2 separate regions of the Homo sapiens genome follow, and region 1 is linked to region 2. The links are chromatin contacts, found by Hi-C or POLR2A ChIA-PET in ENCODE. All regions are on one chromosome and are shown on one strand. The core of a region is the stretch at or near the end of the contact, and the rest is flanking DNA. Distances in the headings are between cores, read along the strand shown.

Region 1 (3,387 bases), core at 823-3,322, 380 kb before region 2:
GTCCTTAATGTACACTTACTAGTGCTACACCTTGTGCTAAGCTCTGTACATACAGGATCTCATTGAATTCTCATAATAAGCTCTCTGAGGTCAATACTGTTCAACTCCCTCATTTTACAGATGAGGAAACTGAGGTTCTGAGAAACGAAGTGAATTGTTAAGGCTAAGTGATGAGTTGGTGGCAGATCCCAAAGTCTACCTCCCTCTAAAACCTCCACTCTTAATCATGCTCTTACCTCCAAGGGAGCCTCTCTGTCCTTGCTAAGCCTCACTAAGCCCAAAGAAACCTCAGACTGTAAGCATTTAGAAGTCATCAGACAAATATTCTTTCAAGTATATTGGCTAGGTTGTATTTTAAGAGAGTGAAGCCAGGGGATGGGTCAGCTGGGGAACTGCTGACAGACAAATGCTGCAGAGGGTTTTGCCTGCCAGCCTGTCAGTAACGTGGACAGAAAATACTTGTGTGTCCAAAATTAGGCACTGGTAGGTAGGAGTTATGTGGCACCTGAGCCAGAACTGGCTTCCCCCATTGTGAGAGTGAGATAGGTTCTTCTGCTGACATAGCACATGACCTTGGCAAGTTAGTTCTTCTCTGAGCTTCAGTTTCCTCATTTGTAAAATAGGAGTAATAATAATACCTAAAGGGGTGTTAGTGAGAATTAAATGAGATCATGGATCTGAAAAATGTTTTTAAAAATCTGTGTGGATCATTATGTGGTACTTTCAATAATAATAATAGGCCGGGTGCAGTGGCTCACACCTCTAATCCCAGCACTTTGGGAGACCGAGGCGGGTGGATCATCAGAGGTCAGGAGTTCAAGGCCAGCCTGGCCAACATGGTGAAACCTTGTCTCTACTAAAAAATACAAAAATTAGCCAGGCATGGTGGCAGGCACCTGTAGTCCCAGCTACTTGGGATGCTGAGGCAGGAGAATCACTTGAACCCGGGAGGTGGAAGTTGCAGTGGCCAAGATCACCCCACTGCACTCCAGCCTGGGCGACAGAGCGAGACTCCATCTCAAAAAAAAAAAAAACAAAAAACAAACCCAAATAATAATAATAATAGCTATCATTTGACAAGTATTAGTTTTAATTCATACAACAGCAAACTGAGGCTAAGAGAGTTTGAATAACTTGCCCAAAGTTACACAACCGGTAAGTATAGAATTCATCTGCCTCTAAAGCCTATGTTCTCTCTACTTCCCTATTCTGCCTTTAAGAGATATGGTTCCACAGTATTGACTGAAAAACTGCATTGGTAGAGCAGATTAATTTTCGTCAATTATCTCATGATTTTTAAAATTTCTTAAAAATGGAAGCCTGCAAAATGACTTACAATTTCAATTTAGACAAACTCTCAAAGCATAGGGCCTGTGGTTAGAATGAGTAGAATAAGAAAAGGGGACTACTGGTGATAAAAGTTTGGGAACTGTGATCTTTTTAACACCAATTTTTTTCTTTTTTTTTGAGACAGAGTTTCGTTTTTGTTGCCCAGGCTGGAGTGCAATGGCACGATCTCGGCTCACTACATCCTCCACCTTCCAGGTTCAAGGGATTTTCCTGCCTTAGCCTCCCAAGTAACTGGGATTACAGGTGCCCACCACCACGCCTGGCTAATTTTGTATTTTTAGTAGAAACGGGGTTTCTCCATGTTGGTCAGGCTGGTCTCAAACTCCCGACCTCAGGCAATCCGCCCGCCTCGGCCTCTTAAAGTGCTGGGACTATAGGCGTGAGCTACCATGCCCAGCCATAACACTCTTATTTTATAGATGGGAAAACCAGGGCCCAAGGAACGAAATTGCCTTACCCAAGTCAATTACCAAGACACACTACAAGTCACTGGCAGAGCCTGGACTACCTACGACTCAGGGGTCCTCACCCCCAGCCCGCATGCGTCCTTAGCTGACAACTTTCCTACTAGGAAACAGACTGCTGAGAACTGCTCAGAACTGAAGGCAGGAGAGGTCAAATATGTTTTCTGAGCCCAGCTCTGATTGTTTAGCAGTTGGCAGGCTGACTTAATTAGCTGGGGCGTGCAGTTCCTCTTTAACCTCCAGCTGCCAGCCTTCCTCCTCCGCCTCTTTTTGGAGGTGGGCCAGCCTGGGCCAACTGCCTCCCTCCCACACACACCCTCACCCATGAGCGGGACAGTTTAGGCTGCAAAGTGAAGAGCAAAGCCATTGGCCCTTAGGACTCTCTCAGGGCAAGATGACTTGTGAGAGCACCACTTTTAGTTTGTCTCTCAGGCACCCAACTCAAAGCCAAGACTCAGCTTAACATCACATCTGACCTCATGAGATTTCAGGCAAACCAGGAGAGGGGACTTACTAAGACCTATATTTTGGCTAAGCAGAAAGGAGTCAGGCAAACAGAGTTTAGACTAAGAGGTTCAGCCAAGGTCAGGAGAAGCAGAGATAGACAAGAGAGGCTAAGCAGAGGAGGTCAGGGAATACACACTTAGAATCCTAAGCCAAAGCCTAGGGTTCCATGGGTCTCAGGAAGAAGCCACAGACACAAAGCAGTACAGTCACAGCAAAAATGGAGTTTGGAGGCTGAGCGCAGTGGCTCACACCTGTAATGCTAACACTTTGGGAGGCCGAGGCGGGCAGATCACCTGAGGTCAGGAGTTCGAGCCCAGCCTGGCCAACATGGTGAAACCCCATCTCTACTCAAACTACAAAAATTAGCCGGCGGGGGTGGTGCACACCTGAAATCCCAGCTACCCGGGAGGCTGAAGCAGGAGAATCGCTGGAACCCAGGGGGTGGAGGTTGCAGTGAGCCTAGATTGTGCCACTGCACTCCAGCCTGGGCAACAGGGGGAGACTCCGTCTCAAAAAAATAAATAAAATAAAATGTAAAAGAAAAAAAATGCAGTTTGGTACTGCTGAGCATTAGCCCTAGGAATCTCTTAGGGGACTGGACCTATCTTTGACAACGGAAATATGTTAGCTGGCAGCCAAACAGATAGTTCCCTGGCATAAGCTTTTCCCTGAGCCCTCAAGCCCCTGCCTCTTTAAGAAATACATGAATAATCAGAGAGGAAGAAGCCACATAAGCCCTAGTGATCTCATTAATACTATGAGATCAAATGTGGCCCTGTGTACATTATAGGAATCTTGGGAGGGCCCAGGAGATAATGTCGTTGTTTGTAGTTGGCCCTGTGGGTTTCTGTAGGGTTCCATCTTGTGTAAGAACCACATTCCTTTATTGTATCCTTTACAATCTAGTAATAGAGCCATTAGCCCCGGACCCCCTGCATTGTTCTTTTACAAAATGTTCCTCAATACTCCCACTTGTTTATTCTTCCAGAAAGATTTTAGAATTATGTTAAGTTCTAAGAAAAAGTCCTCTTGGGTTTTTGAGATGGTTTTAAATCTAAATTTTAAT
Region 2 (3,536 bases), core at 78-2,577:
AGGTGGGTTGGTGCCCTCTGACTAGGGGGGCACATGCCTGCCCAGCCCACCACGGTAGAGGCAGCTCAGTTCAGGAACCAGGAGCTCTCTGGGCAGGGCCTGACCGGGGCCGCCCGACTCCCAGGCCGAGCCCCCCTACTGCTGGCTCAGAAGCCGAAGGTTTCCTGGGAGGCGTAGACCATATAGAGGAAGCCGTCCTCGTCTTTCTCCTGCTCGTAGATGTCCGCGATGGGCGTGGACACACTCACCATGCTGTGCTGGTTCACCAGCAGGAAGAAGGCCTGCGTGGGGTTCAGCTGCAGGCGGCGCCTGCAGCCGGCGGGAGAGTATGCAGCTGTGAGGGGCTTGGCTGCGGGACGGACATAGCCCTGACCCCCAGAATGATTCCCAGCCTTTCACACCCATTCTCACCCCAGCTGTCACCTCTGACCCAACACCGACTGCAGCCCCGACCTTGACCTTTCCAGCCACCCCAGAACAGGGGCCCACCGCCCGGTCCCATCACCCCTGACCCCACTCCCACCCCTTCTCGGCGGGAACCCGGCTCCCCTCCCGACCCTAGCCACCTCCTGGCGGCGGCTGCCCACGCACCGGATGATCTTGACCAACTCGCTCATGTTGACATGGTCCGGGACCAAAAACTTGGTCTTGTCCAGGACGGGCAGCTGCTTCTCACCCTTGTAGCGCTCGATGATCACCTGGGAGCAGGGCGGGCGGGCAGGGGGTCGTGTCGGGAACGCGCGAGGCGGGGGCGGGGCAGGGCTGGGGGTGCGGGACTCACCGGGATTTTGCTGGGGTGCTGGTCGCGGATCTGCTGTACCTCCTTACAGCGGTCGGCTGCGGACAGCGGCCAGACCGTGAGGCCGGGTCGGGCCGGCCCAGGTCCGCCCCGCCTGTCCCGGAGGGGCGGCCCCCGGCCACGCCCCAGCTCCAGCCCCCACCCCCGGGGCCATCAGGCCCCACAGCCCCTGGCACCTATCGCGGTGGGGAAGCGGGCAGCCCCCGCCCAGGCCGGAGCTGGTCCCAGCCCGAGGGTCCAGCCAGAGCCTGACGTCACGGGGCTGACGTCACCTGCGGCAGTCGGGGTCGGCCGGCACCCCTGCCCCAGAGCTCGCAGCTCGCCTGCCGGGCCTCACCGAAGCTCCGCCGCTGCTTGAAAGGCCGGTCTGAGGGCATCGCGCGGGCCCGGCTGGGCGCGCAGGCCGGGGCTCTGGGGCGCGGGGATGTGTCTGCGGTTTGGGGGCTCCGGGGGCTCCGCGCCTCGCGCTCAAGGGCTCCGGGGCTCGCGCTGAGCACGGCGGCTGCGGCTGCGGGAGGTAACTCGCCCGGTGACGTCAGGTCACAACATTCCTTAAAGGGGAGGCCAGTGCGCCGCTCCCATTGGGCCGACGCACAACCCGCCCGCCCGGACCCGTGACGTCACGGCGCAGAGAGCCTGGGTCCGCGGACCGGGACGCGAGGGGCGGGGCTTCTGGGCGCGTCACAGTCCCGTGACGTCATGGGCAGCGCGGGAGCTTCTCCCGCAGCCCGAACTCAAGGTAAGGCCCGGAGGGCGGTGGGGCCGCCCTAGGCCGATGGAGCGGGCGGGCCAGGCTGCAGCCCCACGGCACCACTTCCCGCCCTCACCGAGTCTGTGTCAGGACTGACGCGGTTCTGGGCGCCGTGGGAAACAGCCGGAGCCAAAGGCCCGGCGCCTTCACGGGGCTTAGGGCGAGAGAAGGGAGAAGGTGCGGGAGGCACAGTCAGACACAGGATAGAACAGGATGCTAGAAATGAACGCCCAGGTTTGAAAAAGAATAATATAATTGAAAAGTAGAGCCATCGAAATTCAGGTCTCAGAGGATGAGGTGAGAAGGCAGAAAAGGACAACAGAAGAGAAATCGTGGACCTGGAGGCTGATCGGAAGCAGCTCACCAGAGAGACAGGTGATGGGGAATAAGGAAAAGGGCACAGATGGCAACGCCAGGAGAACTCGCGGGCCCGAGCAGAGCTCCAGAGGCGAACACTGAAAGACCTGCAGAGACAGTTCCTGAAAAAGAGCTGCCAGAAATGATGCTTAAAATCCAGAGCAGAATGCGCAGACTGAAGATCAACATTTTTTTGGGGGAGGGGGGAGGGGGACGAAGTCTCGTTCTGTCGCCAGGCTGGGGTGCAGTGGTGCGATCTCAGCTCACTGCAACCTCTGCCTCCCGGGTTCAAGCGATTCTCCTGCCTCAGTCAGCCTCCTCAGTAGCTGGGATTACAGGCGCCTGCCACCACCCCCAGCTAATTATTGTATTTTTAGTAGAGATGGAGTTTCACCATGTTGGCCAGGATGGTCTCGATCTCCTGACCTCGTGATCCACTCGCCTCGGCCTCCCAAAGTGCTGGGATTACAGGTGTGAGCCACCACGCCTGGCCGCCGAAATAATTTTTAAAGAATGTAGTTTAGTAACAAGGACATGGAACCCAAAAGGAAGAAATTAGATGGAAAAATGGTGAGCAAATTGGTAAACATGTGAATCTAAACAAGCATTTAATATGCAATATGAATAATAATGATTAATTTGTGGGCCACAGAAACAAGATGCATGAGACACAAGAACATGGAAGACTGAGAGGGCAATTTGAGAGGGGGTTAAAGAGACTGAGCATTGTCTGGCTTTGTAAAGTCAGGTGTGTATTTCAGATATTTAAGAGGATCACCAAAAGAATACAAACGGAACTATAACTGCCAATGCAGAGAAAAGGGTAGTGATGGGTATTAAAACTATAATGGAAGGCAGAAAGGGAGAAAAAGGAAGCAAAGTAAAAGGGATGGTAAATATATAGTACAAAACCAGAGGTAGAAAATGTGGTTTACATTCACCTCTTAAAACACAGATGACCAGATTGGCCAAGAAAAAATAAGATGCAGCTCTATGCTATTTACAAGAGGAAATTTAAAACCTAAGGGCACCAAAAAGTAAAACGATGGGAAAAGGTGTACTAGAGAAAAACTAACCAAAAGATGTACCTATAGAAAACTCAGACAAAATAGGCCTTCAGGCAGAAGACACTGGGGATAAGAGGATCAACATGAAATGATGCGAGGAGGAACTCTGTGAAGAGAGGAAAGTTCTGAACTTCTATGTTCCAGGGTTTTTGTTTTTAAGGCTGAAAATAGGCCAGGCGCAGTGGCTCATGCCAGTAATCCCAGCACTTTGGGAGGCCGAGGTGGGTGGATCACTAGAGGCTGGGAATTCAAGACCAGCCTGGCCAACATGGCAAAACTCTGTCTCTACTAAAAATACAAAGATTAGCTAGCTGGGCGTGGTGGTGCACGCCTGTCATCCCAACTACTCAGGTGGCTGAGGCACAAGAATTGCTTGAACCTGCTAGGCGGAGGTTGCAGTGAGCTGAGATTGCGCCACTGCCCTCCAGCCTGGGCAACAGAGTGAGACTCTGTCTCGAAAAAAAAAAAAAAGAGGCTGAAAATATATTAAGAACACAAGGAGAAATTGCCAGGTCCTCCATCATAGGGAGACATAAGACCTCTTTGAGTAACTAATAAACCA

The links. Hi-C counts contacts between places; a loop is a spot of excess contacts on that map. ChIA-PET counts read pairs that join two places held with the same protein, here RNA polymerase II (POLR2A).
Region 1: a loop to region 2 is called in a map of GM13977, with 4 times the contacts of the local background. The contact joins the enhancer-like site here to the promoter of MAP1LC3A in region 2. A Hi-C loop is called at or near these places in 1 of 168 maps with a recorded cell type or tissue (GM13977). POLR2A ChIA-PET finds 5 or more read pairs at or near these places in 2 of 52 experiments (MCF 10A and OCI-LY7).

Annotation. Positions count from the first base shown.
Region 1 is chr20:34,937,321-34,940,707 of GRCh38, reverse strand. The region is part of intron 6 of GSS (glutathione synthetase); the gene reads left to right. Among named protein-coding and RNA genes, the nearest start is that of GSS, 17 kb to the left of the region's middle. Within about 2 kb of position 2,072, at least 13 of the 41 ENCODE cell types and tissues checked have a DNase peak (open chromatin) inside an H3K27ac peak, as active enhancers do.
Region 2 is chr20:34,556,509-34,560,044 of GRCh38, reverse strand. It overlaps MAP1LC3A (microtubule associated protein 1 light chain 3 alpha), which reads right to left and starts at 1,327. Exons shown (of 4, transcript NM_032514.4): 1 at 1,137-1,327; 2 at 782-837; 3 at 592-698; 4 at 1-309. The coding sequence starts at 1,176. The coding sequence ends at 147. RefSeq lists silencers at 1,146-1,195, 1,536-1,625.